2 separate regions of the Homo sapiens genome follow, and region 1 is linked to region 2. A link is a loop called in an ENCODE intact Hi-C map of the cell type or tissue named here. Cell type or tissue: Calu3. All regions are shown on one strand. Each heading gives the region's core, and the rest is flanking DNA. Links, peaks and the distances in the headings are about the cores only. Region 1 has its middle 9.6 kb from the start of PAGE4. Region 2 has its middle 11 kb from the start of GAGE10.

What was found. Peaks named below come from ENCODE experiments on the same cell type or tissue, not always from the same donor. Only the 100,000 strongest peaks of a DNase experiment are listed, where the experiment ranks them.
Region 1: it touches region 2 in a loop (11-fold over the local background); 13 of 110 quality-filtered maps call a loop at or near these places.

What each region holds. Positions count from the first base shown.
Region 1 is chrX:49,834,704-49,843,037 of GRCh38, reverse strand. No RefSeq gene overlaps it. Among named protein-coding and RNA genes, the nearest start is that of PAGE4, 9.6 kb to the right of the region's middle. RefSeq lists enhancers at 1-272, 6,371-6,871. In Calu3, for the core only: a CTCF peak has its summit at 4,416 (motif pointing right); DNase peaks (open chromatin) are centred at 2,157 and 4,427.
Region 2 is chrX:49,288,177-49,296,510 of GRCh38, reverse strand. It overlaps a transcript of PPP1R3F not described here. Among named protein-coding and RNA genes, the nearest start is that of GAGE10, 11 kb to the left of the region's middle. RefSeq lists an enhancer at 4,487-4,536. In Calu3, for the core only: a CTCF peak has its summit at 4,401 (motif pointing left); a DNase peak (open chromatin) is centred at 4,430.

The sequences.
Region 1 (8,334 bases), core at 100-8,099, 550 kb before region 2:
TCTCAGTGTACATTTTCTGAAATCTCTTCTGTGACTCAAATGCTGATCTTGGGCTCTTTGATTCTATTTGCATTTCTGCTGAAATAACTCTACCCTGGGGCAGAAGCCTTGGGTCTGTCATCTGCAGCAGGGCCAAGAGTACAAGGGCAAGCTGGAGCTTGGGGTGAAAAACAAAGGTTAATCATTCACAATATCACACCTTCACAGGAAGAAGGAGAAATAAGTTTGTCAATAAAGTGATGAGCTCAGGAGGAAAAAAAAAGACCCAGGCAGATCCTAAAAGTGAACCTCTGCCTCTTCTCTTCTTTCTCCCCCTAGAGGAAGCTCCATGTTGAAACAGGAGACTTTAGTCTTGTTTTTGTTCCTACTGGATGTTCCATCTCCTAGCACACTAGCCATTGTGATCTGGAAAGCACTGCCTTACACATACCTTATTGTATGTATTCTGTCATTTAAATCTATAAGACAGTGTGTTATACCTGGAAGCAGATGAGGAAATGAGACTTACAGAGAACAAATAACTTGCTCTTGGTACATAGCTAAGAATTTAAACTGAAATATATTTTCTGTCAAGTCCTATGCTTGAGAGAACGTAACCTAACAGTTTCCTAGACGTTGGCTCCTGTCCAGGTTGAAGCAGGAAAGGGATAGCACTGCGCAGTCCCAAGGTCAGAATGTGTATGCCATATTGGAATCTGGGTTATAAGGCATCTTTGTGGGCTGAGCCCCGGGTCCAGTTGTTTATGAAGTCCAAGACATTTTAAGCATGAAAGGGGCTACAAGATATTGGAAGAGGGTATCCCCTATCACTCATGATGTCACCTTCCTTTAGATATGCATGAGTATGCAGAAAAGAGTTAACATAGCATCCCTGAGACTGTTATATTTAGAAAGACCCTTGGCTGGCATCTAGGAACTTGGCACTTGTGGTAGGCAAAATACTGGATATGCAAGGATGTCCACGTCCTAATCCCTGGGACCTATGAATATGTTACTTTACATGGCAAAAAGGATTTTGTAGACATGATTAAGGGTTGGGGCTTTGGGATGGGAAGATTATCCTGGATTAACTGGGTGGACCCAATCCAATCACAGGAGACCATAAAAGTGGCGAACCTTTCCCAGCTGTGGCCAGAGAGATGTGACTTGAGAAGGATTCGACTCACTGTTCTGGCTTTGAAGGTGGAGGAAAATGCTACAAGCTAAGGAATGTGGTGGCCTATAGAAGCTGAGAATGGCCCTCAGATGACAGCCTAAGGAAACAGGGACCTCTGTCCTACAATGTCAAGAAACTGAATTCTGCCGACCTGGAATGAGTAGGAAATGGATTCTCCCCTAGAGCCTCTAGAAAGGAACACAACTTTGCCAACACCTTGATTTCAGCCCAGAGACCTAAGCTGGACTTCTGACCTACAGAATTGTTAGACGATTCATTTATACAGTTTAAGCCTCTAAGTTTGTGATCATTTGTTATGGCAGCAATAGAAAACTAAGACAGCAGTTGACATGTTCCCTAATTGAGAAGGGTGGTTCACAGTGCCTAACCAGTTTGTACCAACAACGTAGTTTATTCTGAACACCTGCTTTCCTTCCGAGAGTCTGGAACTTGGGTACATAATAGGCAGGGGGTGCCTAATGACCAGACCCTAGTAAAAATTTGGGGCACTAAGTGAGCTTCCCTGGGCAAAACATTACCCACATATTGTGCATTTTCATTCTTGGGGAAGGATGTGCTCTATGGGCCCCCTCACAGGAGAAAGAGAGCATGAGGAAGCCTGTGCGTGGACTTCTGCAGACCCCACCTGTTCTTTCTATTTCTTGCTGATCATATTGTATAACCTTTTGCTGTAATAACAGCCATGAGTACAATAATATACTGAGTCCCATGAGTCCTAGCTAATTCACTGAATGTCTGGGTGGTCTTGGGGACCCCTGAAATGTTGAAGGGTCACAGGCCACATTTTGAGTGGCCAGCAAGTTCCAAAGTGCTACAGTAGATGTGATCTGAAGGCAGGCCTTTACATTCCATGTCTCACTTGGGTTGGTGACTGATAGAAACATGGGGCCCTGGATGACTGCCTTCCCTGTTGCTAAGCAACAGTGGTGTTTTCCAGAGCAGGGCAGGTTGGGGGGGGCGGCAAACAGGAAGTGCCATGTTCCACCATGGAAGAGGCACACCTGCTCCCTCTGGTGGTCTGTGCCTTTCAGCTGGCGTGGCCAGAGATGGGCACTTGCCATCATTGATTCATAGAAGGAAATATGGAGGCCGCAGGCTGACCCATCAGCTGGATGTTGAAGTTAGATTCCAATAGACCTTGAGGCCCAGCAATCTCAAGCAATTCCACTATGGGAATGTTTCATCAATTTCTCCTGGAAATATGTCCTAAGTGCAGAATTGTTTCAAGAAAATATCTGGATGGGCCGGGCGCAGTGGCTCACGCCTGTAATCTCAGCAGTTTGGGAGGCCAAGGTCGGTGGATTACCTGAGGTCAGGAGTTAAAGACCAGCCTGGCTAAGATGGTGAAACCCCGTTTCTACTAAAAAGACAAAAATTAGCCGGGTGTGGTGCTGCATGCCTGTAATCCCAGCTACTCAGGAGAGTAAGGCAGGAGAATCGCTTGAACCTGGGAGGCGGAGGTTGCAGTGAGCCTCCTGCCACTGCCCTCCAGTCTGGGTGACAGAGTGAGACTCTGTTGCAAAAAAGAAAGAAAGAAAGAAAATGTGTGGATGGACAGTAGAATCTTGTAGCACACACTTGATTGTTCTTTTCCTCTGAGTGGAGACACTAAATGTGGAGGGGAGTCACCTCCTGGATGGGAGTCAGAAACCCTACGTGAAGGTGTAGCTTGGTATGAGTGGAGTTACCTTTCTTGATCTCCCTTATCTAACAAGACACCTCCAAAACACATCTCTTAGGTTTCTTCCGAAATTAGGGGCCCTAAGTGTCAGTGAAATTTTACAACTACAGAAGGAAGGTGGCCAGCTTAGTTTGTTCTCTTATTCCACCATTCTTTCAGTCATGTATTGAGGCACCAAGCTAGCTGCTGTTGAATACAGTGGTAAACCAGTCGGCCATGGAACCTGTGCCCCACCGCCCCCATGGACTTCCCTGTCCAAAAAAATCCTTCCATCTGGTATCACCATGACCTGTCCCCTAATAATCAATATGGAGTCTGACCACCATTTTTTTGTTTTTAAGAGGCAGGTCTTGCTTTGTCACTCAGGCCGGAGTGCAGTTGCATGATTATAGTTCACTGCTGCTTTGAATTACTGGACTCAAGCCATCCTCCCACCTCAGTCTCCCGAGTAGCTGGGATTACAGGCATGTGCAACCATACCCGGCCTGACCACTGAGTCAAACAGACCTAGATTCCCAGTACTGCCTGGGTCATATGTAGAACCTACAGCTAGATAGACAGGACCTGGAGAAGGGATGTGGGACTCTGAAGCACACATGCTCAATGCTGTTTTCCCAAAGTCAGAGCATCATCATCCCCTGTCCTACCCAGGCTCTTCTGAATAGCCCTTTTAAATTTTGGAGAAGCCCTGCATTGAGTCCTTCCTCCCAGGAGGTTGCAGTGAGCTGAGATTGTGCCACTACACTCCAGCACTCCAGCCTGGGTGACAGAGCAAGAATCTGTCTCCAAAAAAAAAAAAAAAAGAGTCCTTCCTCCCTAAGGTGGAAACCAGAACTCAGCCTAGAGGAGAGGTGTGAGCCCTAGGCTCCACCAATTAGATGTTCCCCATTCAGATTTTGAATCAGGAGAAACACGTGAAGAGACCAGCGGAAATCAGAAGAACAGAAGAAGCTATGCCTGGTGACAGTGTCAGAGAGACACTGAGTTTTCACAAGCAGCCGTACTGAGTTTTCACAAACAACTGTAAGAGATATCCTAGTGGTGCTGGACTCAGCCTCAGTAGCTCCTGTCCGCAGAGGGGGTAGGATTGCAACTCGTGGCCACCTAGCTCCCAAACCAGATTCTCTGGCCTTTTTGAGGTTTCCCTGAGCTACTCAATAGGTGTTCAAAAATCCCTTTTCTGGGTAAGCTAAAATTGGTTCTGTTGATACAACTAAGAAGCCTGACAGGAAAAGAGGAACCTGAAAACAAAACAAAACAAAACAAAACAAAACAAAAAACAGGGGACCGCCAATTTGCTTTCTTTTTGACACTGACAGGACTAGGGATCAGGAGCATCTGGTGTCAAAGATGACTAGAGTAGGGGTCTCTAAGTCCTATTCTGGCTACCCATTTGTAAAGTTATTTGTTTATTTCTTTAAGCTCTTTTTCGATTTTAAAAGTCCTAGGTCCTCCATCCCTAAGGCCTGAACTCCTACACTTACCTATGAAGAGGATTGAAAACGTGCAAAGTGAACCCATGCTGCTAATTGGCATTAATGTTGCTGTGTGGCCTGTGCCCCACTGACCACAAGATGGCGAAAGAGATTATCACATCGAGCCAGCCTGTCTTCCTCCACCATCTCCACACCAGTATTATCCGAAAGAAAACATTTATTGAGCACTTACTGTGTGCCAGGCACTGTTCCAAGGACTCGAACGTATGAAGTCATTTAATCCTCACAATAATCCTATGAAATAGGTACCATTTCACGTGAGGAAACCAATGCACAGATATATCTGTCTGGTTTAGCTTTTAGCTATTTTCATATCATTTATCTACCGCTATTGTCCATCTATCATCTATCTATATCTACATATTAATTTACTATCTACATCTTTTGATTTTAAGTGCTTTTACATTATAAAAGTAACACATGTTCATGGCAAAAATATTCAAATGATGATAATTAGTAAAGATACAGTCCTCACCCCTCCCTGTTTATCATCCCTGTAGAACTAGTAATAACCATTGTTAACAATTTTTGTGTATTCTTCCATAAATTTTCTATGAATATTGAAGTATATTTTATACCTATATCTTACACACACACATAAACAAGACCATATTCCACACACTGTTCTACAGTGCTTTTTCCACTTAGCATTGCATCTTGGATATCAGATGTGGGCTGGGATGGCTCTTGCCTGTGGACCTCATTTAGAGGCCTTGGGTATGACACTGGCTGCACTCACCTGTGTACCAGGGAGCAAGTAGTGTCATCTGGTGCACCAGAGCCCCAGGTGACAGTGAGTGTGGGAGATTGGGGAAGCTGACAGGCTGCAGGGAGTGAGGAGGTATAATGGGATGTGGGGTAAGTTTGTTGATGGTTCTCAGGTAGGGCTGGCCCTCAGCTCTGGTGTATTCTGGTCCCTGACCCTGGTCCCAGACAAAATTCAGATTTGGATGCAACCAACGTTCACAGTGCCTTTAGGACAGGCCTAGATGTTTACTTTGCACATTCGCACTTTTTTTATCTCAATCTATATAGAATCCTTGGGAGGGAGGAATTATCTGCATTTTACAAGCAATAAAGCTAAGACTCAAAGAGGATCATCTACATGTTATTATACAAAGTTTTTCAGAAGTAGAATCAAAAGCCAACTCAGTTCTTTTGATCCCCAATCCAGGGTACTATCCATTGCACTTCAGCAAAGGCTTCTGGAATAGTACCTTGTGCCTGACACAATGGTCGTAGAGTACAGGCTTTGTATCCCCTTTTACAGCTCTGATCTTCCTCCCTTATTCTTCCCCTCTTCCATGCAGGCTTCCCCCAGCCACTACAGAGCTGGGGGCCAAGTGGGTGCCAATTCCAGAAATGTTTCTGAGGCTGTGAAATGTCCCCTCCAAGGAGCCTGCCTGAGGAGTGCAGGCAGAAGCTGTGACAGGCCATCTTTTCTGCAGCCGAGCCTGCCTCCAGCCCCATCCCAGTCTCCCCTCCCACCCCAGGTCCTGCCCTTCCCAGAAAAGGATGAAGCTCCAGCTGCAGTTCTGGGGAGGCCTGGACCCCAGCTCCGAAGCGGCTGTGGCTCCCAAGGCTGCTGGGCCTGGAGAGGCATGTCCCTGGCCCATCTTATCAGCGCTCTGCAGGGTCTGGGCTTGCTCCTTGTCTCCTTCTGGGCTCCTAAGGCCATAGGTGGGTTGATGGCTTGGCAGCCAGCCTTCTGGCCCAGCAGATGCTGAGCAGCCCGGGGGCACAATCCAGCTCTTCTCTCCAAGGCCAGCTGGAGGGATGAGGCATGACAAGTCCATCCCTACAGCTGGCACTTCCCCTACAGCTGAGAGGGGGCCTAAACTACAGGACACAGTCCCAAGACCCTTAAGCCCTGGCAGCGTCCCCAGGTGGGCAGCAGGTGGAAGTGGAAAGAAGCCTGTGGAGCTAGCTGCCAGCGGGGAGAAGGGGTTGGACATGGGGCTGAGGGGCCTCTGGGAACCCCTGTGCCAAGGGGCTGCTGGCACTGGGCAGCAGGACCCCAAAGCCCATGAAGAGTGTGCCCAGAGTAAGTGGCTCAGACCTGGGGCATGGCTCGAGGGTGTCGGGCTGTAGCTGCTGGTCCCAGAGAGTGCAGCCCAGGGCAGGCATCAGGACATGGGTCGGAGGAGAAAGAGTGTTCTAGGAAGAGTCCAGTCCCCGAGTCCTGGTGGTGGCTGGCTGTAGCCTAGTGCACGCTGTCTGGCTTGTGTGGCTGTGCTGCCTGAGTATACATACCCTAGCAACATTCTCCTTGCTCAGCACGGGACATCAGCTCTCCACCTGACCCCTTCCTCCAGGGAGGGGATGGGGAGGCCTCCTAGGGTTAGCAGCAGGAGTTGGTCCTCAGGAATCAGGAGCCCTTGAAAGGAGGAAGCGTGGTTCCCATACAACTGAGGGTCGCCCTGGGCCCCATCCTTCCTGAGTCAGCTTGAAGCATTCCAGCATCCTTTCAATAAATGTCTGCCCTTTGCGGCTTGCAATGAATCTCTAAAACTAGTTCCTTGCTGTGATGACGCACCCAGTTTATGAGGCCATTCCCTTCTATCTGCCACCTCTCTCTTGCCACCAGGTGACACATGTAGAAAGTAAAAATGATGTCCAGGTTGTATTAGATTTCCTTGCATACCTACAGCAGTTCCAATACCTGGTGATGGACTGGGAGGAGTACAACCTAAAGGAAAGACCAGGAGCTCACCAGCAGGTCTGCTCCACATCCCCTCCTCAGGGTAAGAATCAGTGTTAGGCTACCTTAAAGGCAGACAAAGCCAAGTGCTTAGTTTGCCAGTAAGGAAGAGCCCCACCTCCTTATTGCTTTTTGTCTGCTTATTCTCTCAGTTACCAACTTCTTTTCCTATTCTGCCAATTTTCCCATCATATTTTGAAACCACATTAGGCTCACATTTAAAATCAAATCTTCCTAGTGAATTGAACCTTTTCTCTGTGAAATACCCCTTTTTATTCCTAGTAATGCTCATTTGCCTTAAAGCCTATTTTAATTATTTTGTGCAGAATATCTTTTGTCCATCCTTTTACTTTCAACTTCTGTAAATTTTTATGTTTTGGATGTATCTTTTGTAAACAGATATTGTCAGTTATCTATACTGTGTAACACAACAACAGCTAGAAAGTGTTCAAATGTTTGGAAGAAATACACTTCCAAGTAATCTATCGTTCAAAGAAATAATGTGAATTAGAAAATATTGAGTTGAATAACAAAAATACTAAATATCATAATTTGTGGACTGCAGCTAAAGCCCTCATTAGAGAGAAAGTTATGAAGTATACATTAAAAAGAAGACTGAAAATTAATGAACTAAACAGCTATCTCAAGGAGTTAAAAACAGCAAATTAAACACAAAGTAAAAGAATAAACGTGGGAGCCAAAATTCACAAAATGTAAAACAAAAATAGGATAGCCAAAAGTTAGTTTATTTTGAAAAGACCCTGACATTGATCAAGAATACAAGAGAGAAGACACAAATGATCAGTTCTATGAATGAAAACAGGCATTAAGAGGATAAAGAGAGGATATTATGGACTATTTTGTATAACAAAAATTTAGATAATATGGACAAAATCCTAGAAAAATAAAACCCAAAGTGAAGAAATAGAAAACTGAAATAGTCCTAATGTGACTAAAGATATTGATTCAATTTTAAACTTCCCTACAGAGAGAACTCCAGGTCCAGATATCCTCACTGGCAAATTCTATCAAACATTTAAGAAAGAATTCCAATGTTAGCTGAACTATATGGAAAAATAAAAGAAGAATATACATTCTAACTCATATTATGAAGCCAGAATACCCTTGATACCAAGGCCTGAATGGAGTGAGTATTAAAAATTTATAGGTCAAGCTCGTGAACAAAAGTGCAAAAATCCTAAACAAAACATTAGGAAAAGGAACCAGTAATACATAAAAGGACAATATATCACAAATTAAATTGGGCTTATTCTAGGAA
Region 2 (8,334 bases), core at 132-8,131:
AGAGAGGTGAAAAACCCTTCAAAAAATCAACAAATCCAGGAGCTGGTTTTTTTAAAAGATTAACAAAATAGATAGACTGCTAGCCAGATTAATAAAGAAGAAAAGAGAGAAGAATCAAATAGACACAATAAAAAACAATAAAAGGGATATCAGCACTGATCCCACAGAAATACAAACTACCATCAAAGAATACTATACATACCTCTACACAAATAAACTAGAAAATCTAGAAGAAATGGATAAATTCCTGGATACATACACCCTCCCAAGACTAAACCAGGAAGCATTCGAATCCCTGAATAGACCAATAACAAGTTCTGAAATTGAGGCAGTAATTAAAAACCTACCAACCAAAAGAAGCCCAGGACCAGATGGATTCACAGCCAAATTCTACCAGAGTTACAAAGAGAAGCTAGTACCATTGCTTCTGAAACTATTCCAAACAATAGAAAAAGAGGGACTCCTTCCTAACTCATTTTATGAGGCCAGCATCATCCTGATACCAAAACCTGGCAGAGACACAACAAAAAAAGAAAATTTCAGGCCAATATGATACCTCATGTATCATTGGGGTGATAATGATCAATTGTAACAAATGCACCACGCTGGTGAGGGTTGCTGATAATGGGGAGGCTGTGCATGTGTGGAGGTGAGGGGTATATGGGATATGTCTGTACCTTCCTCTCAGGTTTACTGTAAACCTAAAACTGCTCTTTAAAAAAAAAAAAGTCTTTTTTAAAAAGAAGAAGATAAAGTTGCCAGGTCCAGATGGTTTCACTGGCAAATTGTGTCAAACATCTAAGAAGAAATAATACCAATTCTACAAAATCTCTTCAAAAAATAAGACAGGAACACTTCTCAAATAGCATTACCCTGATACCAAAACCAGAAAAAAAGAAAGTATGGGAAAAGTACAGCCCAACTTCCTTCATGAACATAGATGAAAAAAAAATCCTCAACATAATATTACCAATTCAAATCCAATATACAAAAATAAGACACCATGACCAAGTGAGGCTTATCCTGGGGATGCAAAACTGACACAATATTCAAAAATCAATCAATGTGACCGGGTGCAGTGGCTCATGCCTGTAATCCCAGCACTTTGGGAGGCTGAGGTGGGGGGATCGCTTGAGCCCAGGAGTTCGAGATGAGCCTGGCCAACATGGGGAAACCCCATCTCTACTAAAAATACAAAAATTAGTCAGGTGTGGTGACACACACCTATAGTCCCAGCTACTTGGGAGGCTGAGACACGAGAATTGCTTGAACCCAGGAGGCAGTTGCAGTGAGCTGATACAGCACAACCACACTCCGGCCTTGGTGACAGAGAGACTCTGTCTCAAAAAAGTAAAACAAATTAAAATAAAATAAAATAAAAATCAATAAATGCAATCTACCATACTGACATTCGAAAGTAACTGAACCACATAATCGTATCATGTCATGCAGAAAAAGCTTCTGACAAAATTCAACATTGATTCATGATCTTAAAAAAAACTCTTAGCAAACAAGAAGATAACTTTCTTAACCTGATATAAAGCATCCACCAAAAAAAAAAAAAAACCTACAGCTTAGATCATACTTTTTTTTTTTTTTTTTGAGACATATTCTCGCTCTGTTGCCCAGGCTGGAGTGCAGTGGCACGATCTTAGCTCACTGCAAGCTCCACCTCCCGAGTTCACACCATTCTCAGCCTCAGCCTCCCGAGTAGCTGGGACTACAGGCGCCTGCCACCACGCCTGGCTAATTTTTTGTATTTTTAGTAGAGACGGGGTTTCACCGTGTTAGCCAGGATGGTCTCGATCTCCTGACCTCATGATCCACCCCCCCTCAGCCTCTCAAAGTGCTGGGATTACAGGCGTGAGCCACCCTGCCTGGCTTAGATCATACTTAATAGAGAAAAACTAAATGCTTTCTCCCTAAGATCAGAAATGAGGCAAGAATGTCCACTCTTACTCCTGCTATTCAACATTGTAATTGAAAGGCCTGACCAGCTGCAGTGGCTCACGCCTGTACTCCCAACACTTTGAGAGGCCGAGGTTGGCGGATCACTTGAGCTCCGGAGTTCGAGACCCCTGGGCAACACGGCGAAACCCCATCTCTACAAAAAATACAAAATTTAGCTGGGTGTGGTGGCACATGTGTCTGTAGTGCCATCTACTCGGGAGGCTGAGGTGGGAGAATCACTTGAGCCCAGGAGGTCAAGGCTGCAGTGAGCCGCTATCTCAAAAAAAAAAAAATGTAGTGATGGAGTGTTGCGTGGGTGAGGGGGTGAGGAGAGGGAGTGACTCTAAGGGGAGGCACAATGGAGTTCTTTAGGGTAATAGAACTGTTCTGAATACTAATTACAGTGGTGGTTACATGAATCTACACATATTAAAATTCATAGAAACTCCCCCAAAGTAAATTCTACTGTGACAATTTTTTAAATAAATTTTTTAAATGGTATCAATCAAGCAGTTGAAAATCCTTGTGTGGGGTTTTGCTTGTTTGGTTGTTTGTTGTTGTTGTTTTGAGACAGGGTCTCATACCTTCACCCAGGCTGGAGTGCAGTGGCCCGATCTTGGCTCACTGCAACCTCTGCCTCCCAGGCTCAAGTGATCCTCCCTCCTCCGCCTCTGAGTAGCTGGGACTATGGGCGCATGCCACCATGCCTAGCTAATTTTTGTATTTTTTGTAGAGATGGGGTTCTCCATGTTGCTCAGGCTGCTCTCAAACTCCTGGACTCAAGTGATCCTCCCACCTCGGCCTCCCAAAGTGCTGGGGTTTCAGACGTGAGTCACCGCGACTGGCCAGAATCCTTGTTTTCTGTAAAACTGTTTTAACACAGGTGTATGTATGCCTAAATACTAGTTTTGTTTGGTTTTGAGCCATATATGAAAAGCATATATCATCTCCTCTTTTGTATCTGGCTTCTTTCACCTAACATTGTGTCTTTGTGTACCTTAGTTCACTCCATCTCATAGCTGTGTAGTATTCCATGATGTCAATACAGCATAATTTACTTATGCATTTCCTGATGATGTATAATTGGGTTGTTTCCAGTATTTTGCTATTACAAATAGTTTTACTATATAAACATTCCTGTGTCTCTCCCAAGTTTACATATATGGGAAACAATGCTCACCACAGATAGTTTATAGTGGCAAAAAAGCAAATCGAACACTACCTAAACATCCAATAGGAGTATAATAATAAATGATGGCATATCATGCAAATCACATCAGGTGAGTCGTTATTTGGATAAATTATCCAAGTGTTAACCTGGTGGCTGTTGTGATGATGACACATGGCTGTAATGACTGCATGTGGGTCACAGTAACTCACATGAGCTCACTGTGAGCTCTTGGAGCATCTTGGGGCTCCCCGTGGGCAGAGATGAGGACCAACAGGAAAGAATAGTGGCACAGTGGCTGGCCACCCCAGAACACTACAGAGACAACCTCACCTGGTCCCCAGCCCACGGTTCTGCTCACAGACTCAGAACTTCCCCCACCTGACTGTCCTGAGCACTTTGAGGAAGGCAGCCCCGGCCATGCCTGAGGTGGCCGCATCCATCCTTCCCCACCAACCCTGACCTGCTCCTCCTCCTCTTGAGCCAAATCTACTTTCTCAACGCCTCGGCTCCCCTCCATTCACGAGCATCCCCTGCACGTTGGGGGTGTAATGATGCCCATTGCACAGGTGAGGAGACTGAGCCCCATAGAGGGCAGCAGCTGGGCCTGCAGCTGCACAGCAGTGTCAGTGGGCCTGTGCTAGGTGGGGCGTGCCTCACCCCACAGCTGTGCATCCCTCAAGCCATACAGAGATTGTCTCCTGCCTCCTCTTTCGAGGGATCCTCCCGGCCCGTGTCTCCCCCAGACCACCAGGCCTGGAGCTTCTAGACCCGGCGTTCAGGCCCTGGGAGAGGACTGGGTGGAGGCGGAGCTGGCAGCTGGCCAGGATCTGGCTGGGGGGTTGGTGGCCTTTTCCTGAGCCCCAGGCTCTGTTGGGGCTGTCTCCAGTGTCTTCAGGATCCAGGCTGGTGCCCTCAGCCAACCTGGCCAACCTGGCCAACCTGGCCAATCTATAGCCTGACCTGCCCTGGGCACAGGCCTCAGAGCCAGTGCATCTTGTGGAAAAATCCTATAATGGACCCTTTAAGTGAGATAAAGAGGATTAAAAATATGAGAACCTCTCTTTAGTGATGGAAATGAGTTCCTGGTAGAAGGAAAAAGAGGAAGAGGAGGAGGAGGAGAGTCATCTGTAGAAGACCCCGAACAACAGTAAAAGCCAGGCCCTCGGCTGCCCCCACCTGTCCACATGCAGAGAGGGAGGCTCCAAGGGACACCCAGCCTGGAGCTCATGCACCCTGAGGCCTGTGACCCTACAAGCAGTTAACGTTTAAGACTGTTCCCGTCTTCTCTGAGGCTTTCCCTGTCTTGGAGATAAGATGCCCCCTGCTGGCAAAGGCAGGTATCACTGTAGGGTGGCCGTCCATGGCTGCGCTGTTGGAGACACCAAGACCTCACCGTGGGACCAGACGCTTTAGTCAGGCTTCCCTGACTGAAAGGAAAAAGTCACTTTGACTTAGCAGGAAGCTCAGGTTTGGACTTGGTCTCATCCTGGACAAAAAACACTGAAGAGGGGAAGCAGAGGGGTTGTAGGATGCGGGTGGGTGATAGCAGGGCTGAAGGCTGAGGACAGAGAGAGAAGGGGCCACTGTGAGACTAAGATGCTGGCCCTAGTCACAAGGAGGAGGGAGAGGTGGACCAGGAAGGCCTCGGCAAAGGGCTGAGCTCAGGGCTGATAAGAACATGGAAGGCCCTCACCTGTAAATGGGTGATAAAAATAGAGTTTATCTAGTAACTGACCACTAAAATTTTAAAAAAGAAAAGTAGGGCCAGTCGTGGTGGCTCATACCTGTAATCCTAGCACTTTGGGAGGCTGAGGCGGGTGGATCACCTGAGGTCAGGAGTTCGAGACCAGCCTGGCCAACATGGTGAAACCCTGTCTCTACTAAAAACACAAAAACTAGTCGGGCATGGTGGTGCATGCCTGTAATCCTAGCTACTCAGAAGGCTGAGGCAGGAGAATCTCTTGAACCCAGGGGGCAGAGGTTACAGTGAGCTGAGAATGTGCCACTTCACTCCAGCCTGGGAGAAAGAGCGAGACTCCGTCAAGAAAGAAAGGAGAGAGACAGAGAGAGAGAGAGAGAGAGAGAGAGAGAGAGAGAGAGAAAAGTAGGCTGGACGTGCTCATGCCTGTAATCCCAAAACTTTGGGAGGCTGAGGCAGGTGGATTGCTTGAGCTGAGGAGCTCGAGACCAGCCTGGGCAACATGGCAAAACCCTGTCTCTAGTAAAAATATAAAAATTAGCTGGGCATGGTGGCATGTGCCTGTAGTCCCAGCTACTCGGGAGGCTGAGGTCGGAGGATCACTTGAACCCAGGAGGTTGAGGCTGCAGTGAGCCGTGATTGTGCCACTGCACTCCAGCTTGGGTGACAGAACAAGATTGCGTCTCAATTTTAAAAGACAGATGTACAAACTTATCAATGTAATTCACCACATTAACAGATTAATGGGAGAGGGCAGGGTGGGGGCATAACAGTGATTGCAAGAGCTCCAGCCAGGGGGAATGACAACGGGCGTGTACTCAGTCTTGCCCTGTGCCTGGCACTGCTCAGTGACTGAAGAGTCATCTCACCTCTTCCTCACTTAACCCTGTGAGGAGGAAAAGTTATTACCCTGATGACAGACGAGCAAAGGGAGGCACAGAGGGCTGAAGCCACTTGCCCACTGTGTGACCCTGGGCAATTTAGTCCCAAACTGTGTCGCTCCAGCCCCTGTTCCTGTCCACCCTCCTACCCTGCCTTGACTATAAGACCTGTCTAACATGGGCTCAGGAGGAGGGCAGTACAACGTTTTCCCCAAAGCCTGCACCTACCCTGCTTGATGGGCATTAGCCCCCTTTATGAATGGGGAACTGAGGCTGGTCTAGGACGGGTGACTTGCCCAAGGTCACACCACCAGGGCTCGGGGTTCCAGGCTTTTATGAGGCCCACCAGGCCCCAAAGCCCATGTGTCCTGGGCTATTGTGGGTGTGAATGAGGCCTGAGGGGAGATGGACCCCAACATCTGAGGACAATATGGGCAGGTCCTGTCCATCCCAAGAGGCCCCACTCTATGGCTGGTGTCAGGGGCACACGATAGAGGATTCCCCACTAGTCGATCTCCACAAACAGAAGGCAAGACCCGGAGCCCAGGGATTGTTCTGCAGGAAGGAGGCCGCCTACACTGTGGTTCACACCAGGAGGCTGGAGTCTCTGCAAGCCTGTGTGCAGGAGTCTCGGACACTCATGCTACTCCCACTTCCCACTGCACTCTGCTTCACTTGTGAGGTCTTTGCATAAGAGTGTATAAAACCTAAATGTATGGGGGGGGTTGTTTTGTTTTTTTGAGACAAGAGTCTCGCTCTGTTGCCCAGACTAGAGTGCAGTGGTGCGATCTCGGCCCACTGCAACCTCCACCTCCTGGGTTCTAGTGATTCTCCCGCCTCAGCCTCCCAAGTAGCTGGGATTACAGGCGCCCACCACCACGCCCGGCTAATTTTTATACTTTTAGTACAGACGGGGTTTCCCCACATTGGCCAGGCTGGTCTCGAACTCCTGACCTCAAGTGATATGCCTGCCTCAGCCTCCCAAAGTGCTGGGATTATAGGTGTGAGCCACCGCGCCCAGCCCATAAGTCTGTTTTAATGATGATGAATAAATTGCACATCCATGAACAGTCTCCCAGGTCAAGCAGTGAACCATTATTGACATCCCAGAAGTCCTCTGGGCCCCTTCTCAGCCACATCCCTCCCTCTGCCAGAGGTGAACACTATCCTGACTCTGGTAATCAGCCCCTCGCTTTTCTTTACAATGTCACCATTTAGGTGGTAATTCATGAGTTTTGCCTGCTTGTGAACTTTGCATAAATGGATCAGTGTGGAAGCTTTTTTTTGGCTTTTTGTGATTCATCTGTATGCTTTCGTGCAGTTATGGATCTTCCATTCTCATTATACAATATTCCATTCTGCGAATATACCACAATTTATTTAGATGCTTATTGGCATCTAAGGTTTGAGCCCTTCATCAGTTATATGTGATTCCATTATCTCCTCCCAATTTTTCACTTGTGTTTTCACTCCTTTTTGTTTTGCTTTTATTCATAGCAACCTACTACATAAGGTTTTCACTCTCTTTATGGTGTCTTTTGATCAATGGACATTCCTAATTTTAAGGTCACTGAATGTTTCGTAATTTTCATTTATGGTTGTTTCTGTGTCGTGATGAAGAAAAACTTTGCTACCATGAGTATACGAAGGTGTTTTGCCTTGTTTTTTGTTTTGTTTTGTTTTTGAGATGGAGTCTCGATCTGTGGCCCAGGCTGGAGTGCAGTGGTGCCATCTCGGCTCACTGCAACCTCTGCCCCCTGAGTTCAAACGATTGTCCCGCCTCAGCCTCCCAAACAGCTGGGACTACAGGTGGATGCCCAGCTAATTTTTGTATTTTTAGTAGAGACGGGGTTTCACCATGTTGGCCAGGCTGGTGGTCTCAAACTCCTGATCCGCCCATCTAGACCTCCCAAAGTGCTGGGATTACAAGAGTGAGCCACAGCACCCGGCCCTGCCTCATTGTATTCTTAAAGCGCTTTGGTTTTGCCCTTCGCATTTAGGCTTTAAACCCACTTAGAATTATTTTTATTTGTGTTGTAAAGTAGGGATCCAAGTTCATATTTTTCAATGCGGGTAACCAATTGTTCTATTTATTCAAAATCCAATCATTTCCCCACTGGTCTAACACACTTCCTTGGTCACCAGTTCTGTGTCTACACGAGTGTGTCTACACTGTTTCCGAGATCACTGTTTTTTTATTGGTCGATTTGTCTACTCTTGCAAAAATATCGTGCCATCTGAATATACCATTACAATAAGTATCAGTGTCCTGGCTAGTCTTGGCACTTCTACATAAATTTAAGAATTAATGTGTCATGATCTACACACAGGCAAAACTCTATTGGAATTGTGGTTGGATTTGCATTGAACCTACAAAGCAGTTTCAAGAGAACTGACAGCTTTGCACAGTGGCCAGTGAGGAAGAAGGGAAATGAGGAGAGTGTGGTATCTTGGAAACCAAGTGAAGAAAGGGTTGCAAGGTAGAGATGATCAACTATGTCAAATGCTGCCAATATCCCAAGTAAGATGACATCTGAGACTTAACCATGGCTATAACAATGTGAATATCTTCAGCAGTTTTGCTGAAATGGTTGGGCAAAAAAGATCTGATTGGGGCTATTTCAGAAAGGCAT